2 separate regions of the Homo sapiens genome follow, and region 1 is linked to region 2. Evidence: chromatin loops called from intact Hi-C (ENCODE). Cell type or tissue: Caco-2. All regions are shown on one strand. Each heading gives the region's core, and the rest is flanking DNA. Links, peaks and the distances in the headings are about the cores only.

Region 1 (10,778 bases), core at 1,111-9,110, 160 kb before region 2:
CAGCACACATGGCCCCACCCAGCCAGGCCCTCCCTGTGGAGCCCCGCCCTTTTCCTCCTTCCCCCTCCCCTCCCTGTAGGCGGCAGGAGAGGCCCCAGGCCATCTTGGGAGACACAGCTGGGGAGTCGCCTGACTGCACAGAGGAGGGCCACCCTGACCTCTTCCCGCCTGCACAGGTCTGTGAGCACCAGACTCCTGCCTTAAACCTGGAAAGGCTAGGGTGTTACTTGTTACTGCTAGCCTTGCCCTCATTAACACACCACCCTAATTCGCTCTCCTGGAATGCTGGACTCCAAATCCAGCTCCAGGGTCCCTTCACTTTGCCCATTGGCTACCTCAAAAATGCCAAGTATAGAATGGGAGGGGGAGAAACCAGATTGTAAAAAATACATTTTAAAAAATCATTAAATGTATATTTTGAAAATCATTTCTACATTTTATCATCTCAATAGCACCTTTAATTTTTAGAACCAGTTCTAAAAATGTCAATGACAATACAAACGTGGAGTTTTTAAATTTCCATTTTATCTTATCATTTCTGATTTCACATTAGGATCACATGGGAGCTTTTAAAACTCCCCCAAGGTGTGAACCCTGTTCCAGATTTATTAAATCAGAATGACCCGGGTTGTTCTCACGTGGGCAAGGTTTGAGAACCCCTGCTCTCTGGGAAGATAAAACTTCCAGTTTTATTTCACCTAGACTCCTCAGAGCCCTATTAGCCTTGCCAAGAAGAAGTTAGGGCAGCTGGCTGTGCAGTCAAGAACAGGAGGGCAGGGTGGATGGAGAAGATCAAGAACTTCCATGAGAGCTTCAGCTGAGACTCTGTGGCTGACAGATGCAAGCCAGACCTAAGGGACTGGATCAGTCCTGAGGAGCATCAGAGTTGGTAACATTAAAGATAACTGTTCATTTTAATTCTCACCCTCTTAAAGCACATACTATCAGAGATGGTTGCAAGATACTTTTGGTTGATTTCCAAAGTGGTAGGAATCAGTCCCATCACCCACTCAGTCCCCTCACACCACACCAACTCATCCTGGGCAATAATCATTGAGCAGAACTGCTGAGATCCTGGTCCTGCTGTCAGAGAGTCTTTCATTGGTGTGGGACATTGTATTAGTCTGTTCTCATGCTGCCAATAAAGACATACCTGAGACTGGATAATTGATAAAGGAAAGAGGTTTAGTTGACTCACAGTTCTGTAGGGCTGGGGAGGTCTCAGGAAATGTATAATCATGACAGAAAGGGAAGCAAACATGTCCTTCACATGGCAGCAGGGAGGAGAGGTGCCAAGCAAAGGGGGAAAAAGCCTCTTATAAAAGAATCAGATCTCGGGAGATCACTATCACAAGAACAGCATGGGGGTAACTGTCTCCATGATTCAATTACCTCCCACTGGGTCCCTCCCATGACATGTACAGATTATGGGAACCACAACTCAAGATGAGATTTGGGTAGGGACACAGCCAAACCATATCATTCTGCCCCTGGCCCCTCCCAAATCTCATGTCCTCACATTTTAAAACACAATCATGCCTTTCCAACAGTCCCCCAAAGTCTTAGCTCATTCTAGCATTAACCCAAAAGTCCAAGTCCAAAGACAAGGCAAGTTTCTTCTGTCTATAAGCCTGTAAAATCAAAAGCAAGTTAGCTATTTCCTAGATACAATGGGGGTACAGGCACTGGGTAAAATAAACCTGTTCCAAATGGGAGACATTGGCCAAAACAAATGGGCTACAGGCCCCATGCAAGTCCGAAATCTAATAGGTCAGTCATTAAAGCTTAAAGTTCCAAAATAATCTCCTTTGACTCCATGTCTCACATGCAGGTCATGCTGATGCAAGAGGTAAGGCTCCCACAGCCTTGGGCAGCTCCGCCCTATGACTTTGCAGGGTACAACCCCCCTCCCAACTGCTTTCACGGCTGGAGTTGAATGTCTTCAGCGTTTCTGGGCACACAGTGCAAGATGTCAGTGGATCTACCATTCTGGGGTCTGGAGGATGGTGGCCCTCTTCTCACAGCTCCACTAGGCAGTGCCCCAGTGGGGACTCTATGTGGGGGCTCTATGTGGGGGCTCTGACCCCACATTTCCCTTCTGCACTGCCCTAACAGAGGTACTCCATGAGGGTTCCACCCCTGCAGAAAACTTCTGCCTAGACATCCAGGCATTTCCATACATCCTCTGAAATCTAGGTGGAGATTCCCAAACCTCAATTATTGTCTTCTGTGCACCTACAGGACCAACACCACATGGAAGCTACCAAGGCTTGGGGCTTGCACCCTCTGAAGCCATGGCCTGAGCTGAACCTTGGCCCCTTTTAACCATGGCTGGAGTGGCTGGGTTAGAGTCCATAGGCTGCACACAGCAGGGGGCCCTGGACCTGACCCAGGAAACCATTTTTTCCTCCTAGACCTCTGGGCCTGTGATGGGAGGGGCTGCCATGAAGGTCTCTGACATGCTCTGGAGACATTTTCCCCATTGTCTTGGTGATTAACATTCAGCTCCTTGTTTCTTATGTAAATTTCTGCTGTCAGCTTGAATTTCTCCCCAGAAAATGGGTTTTTCTTTTCTGCTGCATGATCTGGCTACAAATTTTCCAAACGTTTATGCTCTGTCACCTCTCAAATGCTTTGCTGCTTAGAAATTTCTTCCACCAGTACCGTAAATCATCTCTCTCAAGTTCCACAAATCTCTAGGGCAGGGCAAAATGCCACCAGTCTCTTTGCTATATCATAACAAGAGTCACCTTTATTCCTGTTTCCAAGAAGTTTCTCATCTCCGTCTGAGACCACCTCAGCCTGGACTTCATTGTACACATCACTATCAGCATTTTGGTCAAAGCCATTCAACAAGTCTCTAGGAAGTTCCAAACTTTCCCACATCTTCCTATCTTCTTCTGAGCCTTCCAAACTGTTCCAACCTCTCCCTGTTACCCACTTCCAAAGTCGCTTCCACATTTTCAGGTATCTTTATAGCAGTGCCCCACTACCCAATACCAATATACTGTATTAGTCCATTTTCATGCTACTATAAGGACATATCTGAGACTGGGTAATTTATAAAGGAAAGAGGTTTAATTGACTCACAGTTCTGAAGGGCTGGGGAGGCCTCAGGAAACTCACAATCATGGCAGAAGGGGAAGCAAACACATCCTTCTTCACATGGCAGCAGGAAGGAGAAGTGCCAAGCAAATATCTCATGAGAACTCACTCACTATCATGAGAATAGCATGGAGGTAACCACCCCCATGATTCAATTACCTCCCACTGGGTCCCTCCCATGACACATGGGGATTATGGGAACCACAATTCAAGATGAGATTTGGATGGGGACACAGCCAAACCATATCAAGCATTGAGATGTCTAAAAACTCCTCCGAGATGTTGATATAGTTTGGTTTTGTATCCCTGCCCAGATCTTATGTTGAATTGTAATCCCCAATGTCAGAGGAGGGGCCTGGTGGGAGGTTACTGGATCATGGGGGTGGATTTCTCCCTTGCTGTTCTTCTGATAGTGAGTTATCATGAGATCTCATTGTTTAAAAGGTGTAGCACCTCCCCTTGCACCCTCTTCCTCCTGCTCTGGCCATTTAAGACCTTCCTCTTTTCCTTCCTTTCTCTTTTCCTTCCTCCATGATTGTAAGTTTCCTGAGGCCTCCTCAGCCATGCTTCCTATACAGCCTGTGGAACCATGAGCCAATAAAACCTCTTTTCTTTATAAATTACCCAGCCTCAGGTAGTTCTTTATAGCAATGTGAAAATAGACTAATACAGATGGGAATCTGCAGCCAAAGATGAGAAGGCCTGCTCCAAGAGTGGTCCACCAGCATCCATATCATCTGACAGCCTAGCACATAAGCAGATTCTTGGCTTGTCCCAACTATGGAATGGGAATCTGCATTTCACCGAGATTCCCCAGTGATTGAAACTTTCAGGTTTGAGAACCCCACTGTGGGGTGCCAGTAAATACTCCCCAGTCCACACATTCCTATGTGCCTCTTTATTATGTACTCAAATACACTCACTTGTATGATAAAGAGCTACCCTTAGAGAACGCAGCTTAGTCAGGTGAGGGGCCACATCACAGAACACACCCACACCCAAGCGTTTTCACGCAGAGCACTTGGTGATTTAGAACAGCTCAGGGTATCTGGAGAGCTGTGCCATTCTGCCCCCAAGCAGGGCTGCTGTCACTCACTGACAGTACCCATGATTCGCATGTCATGATTCAGGGGCTCGAAAAGGAATGCCCCTCCCTGCAGTCTTCTTTAAAAAATGTATATTTTTTAATTTTTAGAAATAGTCTCACTCTGTCACCCTGGCTGGAGTGCAGTGGTGCTATCATAGCTCACTGTAGCCTTGACCTCCCAGGCTCAGGTGATCCTCCCACCTCAGCCTCCCAAGCTGCTGGGACTATAGGTATTCACCACCATGCCTGGCTAATTTTTAAATTTTTTAAATTATTTATTTATTTATATATTTATTTATTTGAGAGATGGAGTCTTGCTGTGTCACCCAGGCTGGAGTGCAGTGGCGTGATCTTGGCTCACTGCAACCTCTGCCTCCCCAGATTCAAGCCATTCTCCTGCCTCAGCTTCCCAAGTAGCTGGGACTACAGGTGTGCACCACCACGCCCAGCTAATTTTTGTGTTTTTTTTAGTAGAGACAGGGTTTCACTATATGTTGGCCAGGCTGGTCTCAAACTCCTGACCTCAGGTGGCCCGCCTGCCTTGGCCTCCTAAAGTGCTGGGATCACAGGCATGAGTCACAGTACCCAGCCTAATTTTAAATTTTTTATAGAGACAAGGTCTCACTATGTTGCTCAGGCTGGTCTCAAGCAACTGGCCTCAAGCTAGTGATCCTCCTACCTTGGTCTCCCAAAGTGGTTACAGGCATGAGCCACTGTGCCCAGCCTTGGTCTTCTTTAAATGGCTGTCAGAGGTCTGGAAAGCTGCTATAGCCCTTTAGCCTAAGGCTTTGGTGTTTGTGAAAGTACAATCCCAGAGTTAAGGAGAGTGCTTTGAACTGCTACTGGCCATGAATTATTCATGGAAAATTAAAGTTCCAGGTTCGAGGGAGAGCAGGCAGTGTGGAGGGCAGGGCGGGGCAATGGCAGGAGGAAGAAGCAGGTCTCCTACTTCTCTCTTCCTGAGGCCCAAACCTTCTGCTTAGAATAACTGAACAGCTGTGGAGCCAGTCCAAGGACTCTGGGTGGCCTTGCCCTGCCAAGCAGGATACCCTCTTTTGGCAGGTGCCACATCTGCCTGGCACCCCAGGTGGCTGCCCCATCAAATGGCACTAATGTCACAGGCATCTGGAGAGGTGCTGAGCTCCAAAAGCAGGGGCCTTAAGAAGAGGGAGGCCTTGCAACTGATTCTGCAATAAGGAGAGAACAAAGAGATGGCACGGCTGTGTGCTTCCCCTGAGCACTGGATAGAAATCACTGGCTTTGAATCCATCAAAGATAAGGTCAGGTCTCTATGGGTGCCAGCTGGGTGCCACTGAGGCCTAGATTAATAATAATCCTAATGTCAGCTGTGAAATCTATTGCCTCTATTTACTCCTGCAAACATGGGTAGAAAAACTAGACCTGATATCTTTTTATAAAATACGAACTCAGTCAAACATTTGTGTTAATTTCAGTAGAAAAGTTTAGAAACTGAATTGTGAAGGTGAATATTTTAAAATGCAGGAATGACAAACGTATCAACACTACAACTATTTAAATAGCCTAGTTCTGAGTAGCAATGACTTGATAAAGTGAGTATTTGCTGACACTCCTGAAGATAAACTCTATTGATCTTTAGTTCCAAAGTGCATTTTTTAAAAGATTGAACCTCTGTTACAAAGAGGTGAAATGCTGAAAGCTAGAATTCAAAAGACATAGTAAACTGAAGCTTAAGAATTAAACCGAAACCCAAAACTCTTTGACTAAATATTTGGAGAGCTCTTTATGTAAAAGAAATGGAAGGATCAGAAGACCTGGATTCAGGGCCCAGCGATGCCATGAAAAAAGTCAACCAATATTTATGAAGGATTTACTATAAGCCGGTGCTGCACCAGGGGTTGCCGAGGGCCGCTGGGGTCCTGGGAGGGCTCTGCTGGGCTGTCTGATGAGCACAGCAAGTCTTGAGCCCGTCTTGCCACCCATTCTGATCTGATCTGTTCTCCTGGCCCTTAAAGAGTCAGCTTTCTAAATGCAAGTCCCATCAAGAAACTCAGGCCCTCCCATACAGCACACAATCCATGAACCTTCTCTCTCCTTGCACGATCTTCCATGGAGCCTATGCTCAAAACACGGTGGCCTCCTTGGGTTTCCCTGAGCGGGCAATGCTGTTTTCTACTTCCAGGCATTTGCACGTGATATTTTCTCTGCTCGGGATTCCCTCTCCTGCTGTCTGCGCAGATAATCCTATCCTTTGAGGGCCAGTTCCAGCTTCTCTTGTGAAAACACTTTGCAAGCAGAGTTACTTGTTTCCTCCTTTGGGCTCTCACTGCGCCTGCCTTGTTTTATTTATCCAGCCACTAGATCTGTATTGTGCTTCTACTGGGGGCCAGCCCTGGGCTCTGAGCTGGGGACACAGCAGGAACTCAGACTTCTTCTCTGCTGGTGGTGTTTACAGGCCAGAGGGAAGACCCAGTACCGATGATGTCAGGAGGATTTGTTTCCAGATCTTCCTGCTGCTCCAGGGCAGTGACCACGGCCTATCCACTTTCAAGTCCCCATCATCCAGCAGAGAGTCTAGCACATAGGAGATGCCCAAGATGGAGGACTGCCATGCTCCCGCACCTCCACCCTGCCTGGGAATCACAGCCACAGGCCCTCAAGTGCTGCAACGCTGTCCACCAGGCAGGCCACTCTTGTGCCTATAGCCCCTCACTTGCAGAGGACACCTTTCCAAGGTGCTCTGTGGATCTGACTCTTTCAAAACTTATCCACAAGCTGCTGCTGATCCAGAGCCAACCTCGCATGGCCAGGTAGCACCCCCAAAAAGGGCCGGCTGAGAAGGCCAGCTGTGTACCTCAGGGAGCCCCGCTGTTCTTTCTTCCACACAATGCATCCAACAGCTGCCTAGGCCCATGGCTTTCAGACACACTTGCATCCAGGGCAGATGGGAACAAGGGGGCTTGAAACCCAGGGCTTCACATACCAACCTTGGCACAAAGAAACTTTTTCTTCAGTGTTCTAGCCTGAGGCCAGTGGCCAATCATGAAGTCTTTCTCTCATCTGGAGATCACAAACACCTGTGGCCTGTGTCATGTGGCACAAAGAGAGAAGCAGAGGGAGGGTTCCTGCTCTACTCAATTTTTCTGGTTTTGGGTTTTTTTTTTTTTTTTTGTATTTTTGGTTTCCTTTGGTTGTTGGTAACAGTTGTGCCTCTGCCTCTTTGGGCTGCTCTTTGTGGCTTAAATACAGCAATTGAAAAAGGAATAATAGGCATTTGCAATAGCTAGTGGGTCAAACACTAGAATTTTGGGGGGAAAACCTCTAGCAGTTAGGCAAGTGTATATGAGTCAGTATATTTATTTATTTATTTATTTTTTGAGATGGAGTTTTGCTCTTGTCACCTAGGCTGGAGTGCAATGGCGCGATCTCGGCTCACTGCAACCTCTGCCTCCTGGGTTCAAGCAATTCTCCTGCCTCAGCCTCCCGAGAAGCTGGGACTACAAGCTCCTGCCACAACACCCAGCTAATTTTTTTGTATTTTTAGTAGAGACGGGGTTTTGCCATGTTGGCCAGGCTGGTCTCGAACTCCTGACCTTAGGTGATCCACCCGCCTCGGCCTCCCATAGTGCTGGGATTACAGCCATGAGCCACCGTGCCCATCCCAAGTCAGTATTTTTCAAGGAGATTTTTATACACAAGCATTTTGAAAGAGTATGTAAAATGGTCTCTTCCTTCATATAGTCCCCCAACCAATTGGTGGACGTTGCTGGCATGGAGACAGAAATAATAACAGCACTTACATCTAGTGTTACCCTTGCAACCAGCCTGTGGGCAAAAATTAGGGGAGCTGGGGATGAAGAAATTGGGGCTGTGCGGCATGTGGGCTCAAGGATGGGAAGCTGCCCGTTGACAATTGTTTCACACAGAATTCCTGGACTTGCTGGAGGCCTTCTATCAGCTGTTTAACTTCTGCCTGTGACTTCAAGTAAGTCATCTTTTCTTCCTGAGGGAATAGCAGAGCACTTCCATCCTGATAGATCCATTTGTCTCCCATCAGATTTATTCCTGCCCCAAATTCAGGGATCAAATATCTATGTGTTACCATATAAAGTAACTGGACTCTGCTTTCTTACAATGCAAAAGGAAAAATCCCAAATTATAAAAGATGTAGAGTAAGATTCTTTCCTACCATTGCAGCTGTAGTGGTAGTGCCCTAACTGCCCTTGGGCTGGGGAAGGAACAAAGGGCCTAGTCACTATGCTGGCACCTCCAGCACACCACAGCCACCAGAGAGGAGTCCCGTCTCTTCCCTGTGAGCCCCCATGCCCCACTCTTCAACAAGTAGAGTCCCTGGCTCAGGCCAGCAGTGCAGCCTCCCTGCCCCAGTGTTCACTCCCATCCAGACCAGTAGCTCAGCAGTTCTCTGAGGTGCAGCTCCTAGAGGCAACCGAGATCTCCTCGGCCACTGCCATTGCAAGGGTGCTGCCTTGCTGCCCTTGGACTGGGAAAGGAACAAAGACCCTGAGTGCTTCAACCATACTGCCAGCAAGCTGCAGTTGCCCTAAGGAGAAGAGGCCAGGCTGTCTCCCCTGGGACCCACCCACCCACCCTGCTCATCACTGGAAAGGGTCCCCTCCACTTAGGTCCACAGCACAGCTGCCCCATCCCAGGCCAATCGCAATGATTGATCATGGCTCTGCATCTCTTGGTGGGTGGAGCCCCACAACAGAAGTGAAAGGCCCTCTGCTACAACCACTGCTAAGGGCCCTTCCTCTGCTGCCTCCAAGCTGAGGACAGAATATAAAGCCTGAGCTTACCCCAGAGCTGCAGTGGGCATCCTGGGAGTGCCAAGCCGAGATCTGCAGCCAGCACCTAAGTGGGAGAGGAGCCTACACCTCAGAACACTGAGAGGGCACACAGCTGAAAATGTGTGGAAACGCCAAGGAGCTGCATGGCTGAGGAAGAGCCTACCTGCTGGCCCTTACGTTTAAGTGCCATCTACTGTATCAAAGCCCAAAACTTCAACACCAAAAACAAACAAAACAAAAAAAGCAGAACAATAACAACAAAACAAACGAACCAACAAAAAAAAAAACACCTTTGGTAATATACTCCCCATGCGAAACCAAGGACAATAATTAACTATAAATAAAGACCTTGCAAAAAGCCTTGGTCCTCTGAAAACATCCAGAAAAGTCTACTGACTGTACTCAACTTACATCACAGTTAAAGGACCACCAGCCCACACAGATGAGAAAGAGCCAGCCCAAGAACTCTGGCAACTCAAATAGCCAGAGTGTCTTCTTTCCAAACAATTGCATTAGTTCCCCAGCAAGGGTTCTTAACCAGGCTGAAATGGCTGAAAGACAGAAATAGAATTCAGAGTATGGATAGCAAAAAAGATGATTGAGATTTAGGAGAAAGTTGAAACCCAATCCAAGGGATCTAAGAATTGCAATAAAATGATACAGAAGCTGACAGATGAAACAGTCATTATAAAAAAGGACCAAACTGATCTGAAAAAGATAAAAAACGTACTATAAGAATTTCATAATGAAATCACAAGTATTAACAGCAGAACATACCAAGCAGAAGAAGGAATCTCACAGCTTAAAGACTGGCTCTGAAATAACTCAGTTAGACGAAAATAAAGTAAAAAGAATGAATAAAACCTCTGAGAAATATGGGCTTATGTAAAGAGACCAAATCAGCGACTCATTGGTGTTCCTGAAAGAGACAGGGAAAAAGTAAGCAACTTGGAAAACTATTTCAGGATATTACACATGAAAACTTCCTCAACCTTGCTAGAGAGGCTGACATTCAAGTTCGGGAAATGAAGAGAACTCCTGCAAAATAATACACAAGAAGAATATCCCCAAGACACATAATCATCAGATTCTCCAAGATGAAAATGAGAGAAACAATGTTAAAGAAATGTAGAGAGAAGAGGCAGTTCACTTACAAAGGGAGCCCTATCAGGCTAACAGCAGATCTTTCAGCAGAAGCCCTAAAAGCCAGAAGAGATCAGGCTATATTCAGCATTCTTAAAGAAAAGAATTTCCAACCAAGAATTTCATATCCGGCCAAACTAAGCTTCATAAATGAGGGATAAGTAAGATCTTTTTCAAAGCAAATGTTGAGGAATTCCTTGCCACCAGACCTACCTTAAAAGAGGTCCTGAAAAGAGCACTAAATATGGAAAGGAAGGACCATTACCAGCCACTACAAAAACACACTCAAGTACACAGACTGGTGACTCTATAAAGCAACCACACAAACAAGCCTGCATAATAACCAGCTAACAATGTGATGACAAGATCAAATCCGCACATATCAATACTAACTTTGAATGTAAATAGGAAATGACCCAATTAAAAGGCACAGGGTGGGCTGGGCATGGTGGCTCACACCTGTAATCCCAGCACTTTGGGAGGCCCAGGTGGGCAGATCACTTGAGGCCAGGAGTTTGAGACCAGCCTGGCCAACATGGAGAAAGCCCAAATCTACTAAAAATACAAAAAATTAGCCAGGCATGGTGGCGTGTGCCTGTAGTTCCAGCTACTCAGGAGGTTGAGGTGGGTGAATCACTTGAACCTGGGAGCCAGAG
Region 2 (10,778 bases), core at 1,349-9,348:
AGGCAGAATAGTGGTCCCACAGAGATGTCCATACGCTAATCGCCAGAACCTGTGAATACGTTAAGTGACATGGCAAAGGGGAATTCACGTTGCAGACGGAAGCAAGACTGCTCATCAGCTGACATTATAATAGGGAGATTACCCTCCATTATCCTGGTGAGCTCAATATAATCACATGGGTCCTTAAAAGTTGGAAGAGAGGACCAGAGAGATGGCAGTGTGAGAAGGACCCGCCCTGACATTGTTGGCTTTCAAAACAGAGGAAGGCAGCCACAAGCCAGGGAAAGGCGGGGGCAGCCTCTGGAGGCTGAAAAAGGCAAGAAAACAGGTTCTCTCTGGGGCCTCCAGGAAGAATGCAGCCCTTCTGGTATCTTTGCTTTAGTCAAAAGAGATTCATTTTGGACTTCCTACCTCCAAAACTGTAATACAATAAATGTATGCTTTTTTTTTTTTTTTTTTTTTACACAGTCTTGCTTTGTCACCAGGATGGAGTACAGTGTCACACTGTCGGCTCACTGCAACCTCCACCTCCCAGGTTTGAGCAATTCTCCTGCCTCAGCCTCCCGAGTAGCTGGAACTACAGGTGCACACCACCACGCCCAGCTAATTTGTGTATTTTTTAGTAGAGACGGGGTTTCACCATGTTGGCCAGGATGGTCTCAATCTCTTGACCTCGTGATCTGCCTGCCTCGGCCTCCCAAAGTGATAAATGTGTGCTATTTTAAGCCATTAAATTTGTGGAAATTTGTTACAGCAGCAATAGCAAACACATCGTGTTATCCAATCAAGATCTCTTGAGTAGAGATTCCATTAACCCTGGCACTGCTCAGAGACAGCAATTTTCTTAGCCATTCTCCTTCCCTCCTGAAGATTCTCTATCATCCTGAACTCTGGCTTGCTGGTTTGGAGCTGGTTACCTCCATTGTCTCTTGCCATCATATGGGAGACTTCCTCAACTCCCTTTCCAGATCACTTAGGAGGAGGTTTTGAAAAGGGAGGAGAAGACAGATGGCTGCTGAGATCCTGGAATGATATTGAGAGATGAAATATGATTTCCAGGCCTGCTTTATCCAGCCCTTCAAGTCTGTAAAATCGGATCTCCCTCCTTCCTTCTTTATTTCTTTCCTCCTTGCTCTCCTTCCTTCTTTCCCCTCCTTCCTTCCCCTCCTTCTCTCCCTCCCTCCCTCCCTCCCTTCCTTCCTTCCTACCTTCCTTCTACAAACAGCTAGTGAGCCTCTAATATATGCTACATACAGCTAGAGGCAAAGGCATACAAAAATGAGTCAATCATCCTCAATACCCACCCAAGGAACTCATCAGTTAAAGACTTACCATCCATCTAGGGCAGTGATGTGCAAAGTTTTTGGACCATTAACCACAGCAATAAATTCATTTTTATATCACAGTCTACTAAACTGAAACAAAAGTTTCACAAAACAATACCAATGCTTATCAAAGGAGACGTACTCTATTTTCCATTCTACTCTGTTTCTATTCTATTCTCCATTCTGACCAGCAACCTAGTAAGTTGATTTCATGACCTAGTAATGGATTACACCTCTCAGTGGGAAAAATGCTGACCTAAAAGTCTCGACGCCCATGCCGAGATGATCACTGCACAGATCCATGGAGCCTGTCCCCCAGAAATGTTTTCAAAGAATTAGTGGATCCTAGGCCGTTCCCTTCCCCCACGCCCCCACCATCCATGCAGGGTGAGCTGACTCAGACTTGCAGGTTCCAGTCATTTCAATGATAAAATCACTCATCGCAAACACACTCACAAGCTCATCATCCCTTGAAGGGAAGGAATCAAAGGTGCTGAATGTGGAAAACCGTGACTCACTGTTCCTGTCAACCAGGTACATGGCTATAAATGTCACTCGAGTGAAATCATAGTAGAGGGCTCACAGTAACGAAGAAAGCACCAAGCACTGGCTGGGAGCTGAGACCTCTGACTGCTCAGAACAAACCAAAGAGATTAAACTTTATGTAAGGAGCAACAACCAGAACAGGTAACGACTAACAATGCACTGTAATTGACTCGATCAGACTTCCATTTTATACTGGGAAGGTTGCTAGTGAGCACATAAGCAATCTGGCCTGAGACCCCAGCCACCTGTGCTCGGGGGCTAGGGGCGGGGTGGGGCGGGCGGGGGGACTCGCTAAGCAGGAATGCGCCTCTCTCGGGTGCCCTTCCACAAGGCGTAACAGGCCACTAGTTTCAGAGGGCACCGCTATAAAAAGCAGCTGAAAAAGTCACAGTACCCTTTTATGTAAGATGACCTTGTTTGCCGGAGATTTTTTTTTTAATGGGAATTTTTACTCTCAATTACTTGTCATTCCACCTAATGACATATATTAAAGCTTATCTTTTCACAGGCTAATTTTAGACGAATACCAGTTCCCAGATCACTGGTTTAGAAAAACACTACCCTGCTTGGCAAATCCAGTCCACTTTCCTGAGAGGATTTCTATGGCAGAGGAGCTGGCAAGGTCGGGGCACCGGAGGGTGGGAGTGGGCAGGGTCTCTGTGGTGTGTGTGCAGCCCTTTATCTTCCTACTGTGTTGCTGCCACCCATGCAAACACCAAAATGACTGTGCCAGGGCTTAGGTCGTGTCAGCACACTGCCTTTGCGGCACTCTCCTCCCCTTCTCAACAGTTTTGCTGGCAGAAAATATTGAGGTTGAATAAGGTGCTGAAGATAGCACATATCGACAGCAGAACAGCCCTCCAGGAACCCGATATTCCTCTATTCACGATCCCTATTCCTCCTTCACATGGATAAGTGAACACAGCACATATCAATGACAGAACAGCCCTCCAGGAGCCCAATATTCCTCTAATCACAATAAAAGTTTTATTGTGATTTATTAGATTCATCCTTTATGCTGTTACTGAGAAAAGATGAAGACTAGAGCCCCACCATTCCATTGTCCTTGGGGGCCACAATGTCATGGAAAGGATCTTGATGAAAACCTGTTTCCACACTCCGATGGAAGGTGGTCAATCTCACAGTGTGTTTCTGACTCCCACTACTCCAGGAGGAACAGCCCTAGCGCATCTGCCATTTCTGAAAAGAAAATCCAAGCCACCTCCCATGCCGACATCTCAATACTCACGTTCCTCTGCCTGCGGGCCCCTCTGTTCTCCTCTCATATCTCTGCCAGCCTGGACCCCGTGATTTATCACATCAGTTTCCCTTTTGCCATTGCTGTTGACTTTCCAGCCTCCTGGTCCTGCATTTGCTCTGTTAAACTCCAACCCTGAGTGAACCCAGCCAACCATCCTCACCCCCACGCCAACCCATGCTGGTAGGCCCTGCTGGAGAAAGCAGAGTGGGAAGCAGATTCCCCAAAACATAAATGCCCTCCAGTCCTCGGGGCCCTGCATCCTGCGCATCTCTGTAGACACTTTCCCTTCCTATTTCACTGAGTGACATTTCCAAACGCTGAGACCCCAACCCTCACATCTCTGCCCACTTGCTGTATTATGTTTAAAATCAACCATCACACTGGCTTCTGAACACAGATAAACCAAGGGCATGAGGCGAGCCCTCCCACAGCTGCCCCTCCACCCGCCCTTCCTCCTTCCTCCTGTGCTCCCAGGCCCGATGCCCCTCCAGGTCTACGCCTGAGCCTTGTCCCTCCGCCCTGCACGCCCTCTTCCTTCCCTCTCTTCTCCCTGGGGCCCTTGCTCCCCTGCCACCCCAGCTCGCACCGTGCCTCTCCTCCTTTTCCTCTAGACCGATTCCTCACCTACCTTCTCCTCCAGACACTATCTTAAGTTCTCCTTCCCTTACAGCTGCCTTTTATAGAAAGGCCGTCTGCAATGGATGCGCCCACTTCCTGGTCCCTCAGCCCCAGCTGTCACTTTTCAACCCACTACAATGAAGTCTCCGTTTCCACGGAAAACGCTCTTATGGAGGTGAACGGCCTCCCAATGGCCAAAGGTGAGACGGCTTCCCGGCTTCTCTCCTGAGCTCTGTAGAACCTCACGCTGGCCCCTCTCCCGTGGCCTGACTCCCTCCTAGTGCGGCTTCCAGCTCCCCATCCTTTCTGTTCCCTCCCACACACCTGACCGCTGTTTTCCTCCAGCATCCCCTTCTGATCGGCTCTTCCACCTTCTCCCAGGATTCTCCTCATCCAAACCCACAGCCAGGGCTTCCCCAGTGTCAAGCACCAGGCTACCCTCTCTTCTGGGTGCCAGACCCACACATCCTGCGAGCTGGTGCGCTTCTCCCCCTGAGTGCCCCGTAGGCCCCTCAAACTCAACGAGTCAGCTCCATGAAGTGGGGGCCAAACTGCTCTGTGGGTCACCCTCGATCCTAAGACCCTAATGCGGCATGTGGCATGCCATTGGCATTCCATAAATGACTGTTGAATGTTCCAAACCAAATTCATTGATTTTTCCCTTAAAATTGCCTCTCTTCTTGGAATCCCCATCTCAGTGAATGACACCATCCAATCATCCAAGTCGAGTCCTTAGGTCATCCTAGCTGTCCCTTCCCCACCTCCCCACCCAGCATCCATTCAGTGTCAAGCTGTGCAGCTCTCATCTCCATAACGTTCCTTGTGCCAGATCCCTCCTGCCCAACCCAGAACCACCACCTTGCGGGAGGCTCTCACATCTGAACGTGAGCAGCATGACCGCCTCCTTTAGACCTTCCACCCCTGGTCTGGCAGCCTCAGATTCACTGCCCCAGGATCCTCACACTCTGACCCCATCTGCCTCTCTAGGTAGAATGCAGGGGACTAGATGGGGAGCCAGTCTGGTTGGGGGATCAGGAGACTTCTGTGAGGAAGTGCCTATTGAGATGACCTCTGCAAGATAGTAGGAGGTGGTTAGGCAAAGACCTGTGGGGTGGCAGAGGGCAGAGCAGCAAGCATTACAGAGGAAACAGGTGTCCAAGGGTTCTAAGGTTGGCAGGGGCACAGCACGTTCTAGAAGCTACAAGACAGCCGGTGTGGCTGGAGCCCAGGCAGCAAAATGCAGCATCTGGCCAGATGAGGCTGCAGGGGAAACAGGGACCGGATGGCCCAGGGGCTGGGGATGCAGGCAAGAATTTTAGTTTCTACTTCAGAACACCAGGAAGCAGAAGAGTGACATGATCAAGTCTGCCTTTTGAAAAGATCCCTCTTCAAAAATGCTTAGTTAATGAAGTAATGATGGATAATTTCCTAACATGATAAAATGCAGATATCGCAACCAAAATTCAGCATTTAGAAAGGGAACACTAGTCGCATTTCACTATTGAAAAGCAAGACACAATGTCCGCTATCATTGTTCTTTGAGGAGCTGGCCAACATAATTGGGTGAGAAAGAAATTAGAGATTTAAAAATGAGGAAAAAAGAGGTACAGCTCTCACTATTTGCATATGATATGCCTATACAGCTAAAAACCCCCAAAGAATCCATTAAGAAACTACTCAAACCATAAGAGAATTCAGTAGGGTGGTAGAAGCAAGTTAATATGTAGAAATCAATAACTTGCTTGTATATGAACAATAACCAGTTTCAAGAGATATTAGAAGGAAAGGCCTCCATTTATAATAGAAGCAAGAGGGTGAAATTAACAGTAAATGAAACAAGAGTTGTACAAGATCCTTATGAAGAGAATTTAAATTAACCTGAGGGACGCAGAAAACTTGATGTCCATTCCTGGACAGGAAGATTCAACAATAAGACAATGTCAATGCTTCCTAAATTAATCTATAAACATAATGCAACCCCAATAAAAATAACAATGGGAGTCTTAAACATCAGAACACTCTTGATTTTGGAGTTTATATGAAAAGCTCCCTCTGGCTGCAGTGTGGCTGGCTATGGACTGAAGAGTGAGAGTGGGCGGGCTGGCGGGTGACCTAGGACACCTGGCAGGGATCCTGCTGAAGAAGCTGGGCCCAGCTGACTCTGGGGCCTGGGGTGGGGTTGGGGACGCAGTGAAGGGCACATTTGAGAGATATTTCTATGGAGAAATTCCCAGGCCGTTGTGATTGATTGGATAGGGGAGGTGAGAAAGAGAAGTCAAACCAGGACTCCCGGTTTGTTCATTTAATCATTAATCGAATCTCCTGCAAACTTATCCCCATGTTACTAAAATCACTGCTCGGGGCAGGGTTTCTGGGCCCCCAGACAGATTTCACAAGAACCTCCAGAAAGGCTTTTTAACCAGTTGTTTGTTCATAGCCAAGCGAAGCACCACGTTTGCTCTCTGACTCTGCTAATCAGGTGTTCCGCTTAGAGCTTTGGAGAACAGGACGGCTTCAAGCTCAGAAAGCCTCAGAAAGACACTTGTTCTCTCCCTATCTGTGCTGTCAGTCCCCCTTTTGATTCAAAATCGCACCACCAAAAAATAGGGCAGTGATTGTGTTTGAGTTTGACCTCGTCAGATTCAACGTTTACTTGAGCTGTGGCTTGACATCTCCATACTGCCTTCACTCTTCTTTAATAAACAAATAAGTCCTGAAGGCAAAACAAAATTTCTCACCACCACTGGCATACCATTTTATCACAGCAATATCCCTTTAAGGTTTGCCTTTTTTCCCCTCTGTTCAGAATTCTTTTCAACACATTTTTCAGACAGAACAAAGTGAGTTTAAATATATCACACAGTGGCTGCCTCTCAAACATCTACAGAAATCATTTCAGTGAATGTGTTGTTTGATATGAAAAAGAAGTGTATTTGGTTTGGGTGCGAACAGACTGTTATGCAAAGCACGCATCTGTTAAAACTCAGGTGAAATAAGCCGAAGCTTTGGATGGGACAAGTTGAGGCCCAGCTTACCTCAAGCGCCTGCCAGGCTGGGCTTTGTTTGGGAGCTACACAAGCGCTGATGGATGCCTGAACCAGTGTGCTCTGAAACCTCATATTGCACACGAATCGCCTGGGGGGTCAGAGTCTGCAGGTCTGGGGTGGAACCTGAGATTCTGCTTTTCCAATGAGCTCCTACACGATGCCATCCTCCAAATCCACAGATGGCACCTGGAGTGGTGAGAGTTTAAATCGGCTCAGCAAGTTGGAAGCCACATTTCTCAAGGATTAGCCTGTAGGTTGGGATGCATTCTCCTTGCTTACAAAACAGAGATTTTGCCACCGTCTTATGTCAAACAACTTCAGATCTAACAAGTGGATGTTTTCAAGTCTCTTCAGACTATAATATTTGGAGGTCAGAATACCCAATCTCAGTGTTATACATGCCGAAAATTCATACCTGGAAAATCCCGCAATGCTTAGTAAACCCTCACCAATTTGGATTAAATAAAAGGGGAACTTTATTTATGAAATTTTAAAAATATAATCCTGCTTATTACTTTCATCTGCTTCCCTAGGGATAATGTTATTATACCTCATTTGCACTAAGAAAAAAAAGTCTAGGTCTTCCCAGCACCCTGCCGCACCATATGAATAATCACAAATTCCAAATAAAAGGAAAAGGATTTTCAAGAGTCCTCCTACATTTAAAATTAAAAGGTCCCTAAAACTTACAATATCTGTGTCAGTTCCTTCAGCTGTGACTATCCGGCCAGTGGGGCTTCATTCATCCCATTTTTGAGGTGGGAAAATTAAGGCCTAAAGTCACATGAAAAGTCAGTAGAACTCAAAGTCAATGCCACTTTGGGGACCTTATTAAGCTAAGGAATATCAACAACAATAACTTTTACCCATTCAAGTGCCAGCTGCCTTGAGGGAAGGTTTGTGTCTCCTGACAAGCATATGATCTCAGTCTAGTTTGTTTGGCCTGGAAAACATTTTCCTTATCGACTGAAAAGTAGAATGCATGAGAAAGAGTAAATGAACTGCTTTTTAAAAAGAGGGGAAGTAAAGTTAGTAAAGCACACACATTTCAGCTGCTTTTCCTATAACTACACAGATCTGTGCTCCTTGACCCAAAAGGCCATCGGGACAGATTGTGGGAAGAGCCACTCTGTTTTGCAAAGAAGTATATAAAATACAGAATAAAAAGGTACAAAATTTAAAAATATAAAAAGCACAGAAGGGGTCGATACAAATGCCTTGGGCATGCTATTACTGTACTATCTCTTCCTCCTCCTGGTTATCACAGAGAGGGCTTACCGTGCCCGTCCTGATCATGGAGAGTAGAAACCTTAAAACATGGGGCATCTTTAAAAATCATTAAATGAAAACAGAGTGTAGAGTCTGCCACATAGCAAGTGCCCATGAGAAGCTTTCAGTTACCTCGGGTTCTATGAAAACCAGTAACCTGCCACTGATGGTCTTCCCACTGTCCTATCAGAGCTGATTGCTTCCCGGGGTAACGCTCCACTAGAGGCTGCTGAGTTTAGCTTCATAATAGCGAACGGGTCCCTTCTATTCCTTTAAATCTGGGATGTGTGGGATGGAAGTACAGAATCCAGAAATGGAGATGGAATTTTTTAAAATCTGGAACATTCATTGAACATGTATGGGAAACATCTGGCAGAGAAAAAAAAAATACAATTTGCATTGTTTCTCTGACAGCAACCCTTGCACCAATGTCCACATCTATCTTAACACAGAGAGTTTTCTGACATCCCACCCTCAATCCACCTTTCTGTGTTACTGTTATCCCTTGATTAATAAAGCTAACCTAAGACTATCCAGAGAAGAGCCTCCAGATGCCTGGAAATGCTCTGGATGGGGCTGGGGAAAGCTACAGTCCAGCCGGTTGGAAAGGGCTCTCAACTGAGACCCAGGTACGTGGGTTCGAGTTTCCTCACCTCATCAGTTTCTTACCTGCTAAGTGGAGCTAAATCGCCTGCCCCTCAGAATCGTTATGAGGCTCTTGAAGCCTAGAACGAGTTCAATACATGCTGAGTGAATGAATGCATCTTCAGATGAAATAATTATGTGAAACACACAATCCAGGCCGGGCGCGGTGGCTCACACCTGTAATCCCAGCACTTTGGGAGGCCAAGGCGGGTGGATCACCTGAGCTCAGGAGTTCCAGACCAGCCTGACCAACATGGTGAAACCCCGTCTCTACTAAAAACACAAAAATTAGCCGGGCGTCATGGTGGGTGGCTATAATCCCAGCTACTTAGGAGGCTGAGGCAGGAGAATTGCTTGAACGCAGGAGGCGGAGGTTGCTGTGAGCCGGGATTGTGCCACTGCATTCCAGCCTGGGCGACAGAGCAAGACTCTGTCTCAAAAAAGAAAAAAGAAACACACAATCCAAATGTTAGTTGTTACTATTCTTTTAGTGCTTTTCCATTAAGGCTCTCAAAGCACAGTACACTGAGCAGTTTGCTTTTATCTTTTTTTTTTTTTTTTTTTTTTTTTGAGACGGAGTCTGGCTCTGTAGCCCAGGATGGAGTGCAGTGGCACGATCTCAGCTCACTGCAAGCTCCGCCTCCCGGGTTCATGCCATTGTCCTGCCTCAGCCCCTCCGAATAGCTGGGACTACAGGCGACCGCCACCACACCCAGCAAATTTTTTTTTTAATATTTTTAGTAGAGACGTGGTTTCACCGTGGTCTCGATCTCCTGACCTCGTGATCCACCTGCCTCGGCCTCCCAAAGTGCTGGGATTACAAGCGTGAGCCACCGCGCCCAGGCAGTTTGCTTCTATCTTGACTTATGGAAAACTTTTAGACTCCAAGCTCTTGGTATAAAGTCTACTTGATATCAATTCTGGGCTCTGCGGTCATAATAACACCCATCTTTATTTACAGTGCCCTTTTTTAGTAACACTGAGGATTTGCTACAAAAAAAAATAAACTGAAGTGCCTTACTAAAAAAGGTATTACGTTAGTTCAGATGTGTTCTGCTGCAAAGCATCAGAAAACCTAACTGAAGCTAGCTTAACTCAGATGAGGTGGGGTCATCTGAGACCTCAGGCCCTCCCCTGAGCTGAAGATCAGGACGGCTGCTCCTGAGGCCTACCGCACAGGGCTCTGTTGCCAAGGAAGAGGAGCGCAATGTTTAGTGGATAGGCAACCAACAAGGCCACTGCAGACACCTAACAGCACATCTCTCCATTCAAGCAGTGGCTCCCATCCGTCCTTGATGTTGTCTCTCTTTCTGAGTCATTCGCTCCTACTAGGCTGAAATGTGACCAAGTTCTGACCTATGCTCGTAGAGAGCAACCTACTTCTATAGAGTGAAGGAAGGGAAGTCATTACTGAAATGTGCTCAAAGCTGACCGAGGCCACTCAGTCGCACTGGTAATGGCCCACCACTTCAATGACTACACCTCCTCTCCTTCATCAGTGCCTCAATTCAGCCCACCACTTCAATGACTACACCTCCTCTCCTTCATTAGTGCCTCGATTCAGCCCACCCCTTCAGTGACTATACCTCCTCTCCTTCATTAGTGCCTCGATTCAGCCCACCCCTTCAATGACTATACCTTCTCTCCTTCATCAGTGCCTTGATTCAGCCCACCCCTTCAATGCCTATACCTTCTCTCCTCTCATCAGTGCCTTGACTCAGCCCACCCCTTCAATGACTATACCTTCTCTCCTCTCATCAGTGCCTTGATTCAGCCCACCCCTTCAATGACTATACCTTCTCTCCTCTCATCAGTGCCTCGATTCAGCCCACCCCTTCAATGACTATACCTTCTCTCCTCTCATCAGTGCCTTGATTCAGCCCACCCCTTCAATGACTATACCTTCTCTCTCATCAGTGCCTCGATTCTGCTTTCCCACTGTGAGGGTTTTCATTCCATGCTAGAGACCTTAAAATAACCTGGGGAGATGGCAAATAAGCACATGAAAAGATGCTCCATGTCTCACGTCATTAGGAAATTGCAAATTAAAACAACAGTAAGATACTA

The links. Peaks named below come from ENCODE experiments on the same cell type or tissue, not always from the same donor. Only the 100,000 strongest peaks of a DNase experiment are listed, where the experiment ranks them.
Region 1: it touches region 2 in a loop (4-fold over the local background); 2 of 110 quality-filtered maps call a loop at or near these places.

Annotation. Positions count from the first base shown.
Region 1 is chr6:157,581,978-157,592,755 of GRCh38, reverse strand. The region is part of intron 2 of ZDHHC14 (zDHHC palmitoyltransferase 14); the gene reads right to left. Among named protein-coding and RNA genes, the nearest start is that of MIR3692, 58 kb to the right of the region's middle. In Caco-2, for the core only: no CTCF peak of the experiment used is centred there; DNase peaks (open chromatin) are centred at 5,420 and 6,075.
Region 2 is chr6:157,419,996-157,430,773 of GRCh38, reverse strand. All of the region lies in intron 1 of ZDHHC14 (zDHHC palmitoyltransferase 14), which reads right to left. Among named protein-coding and RNA genes, the nearest start is that of ZDHHC14, 44 kb to the right of the region's middle. RefSeq lists a silencer at 6,331-6,531. In Caco-2, for the core only: no CTCF peak of the experiment used is centred there; a DNase peak (open chromatin) is centred at 6,023; H3K4me3 peaks cover 150 bases.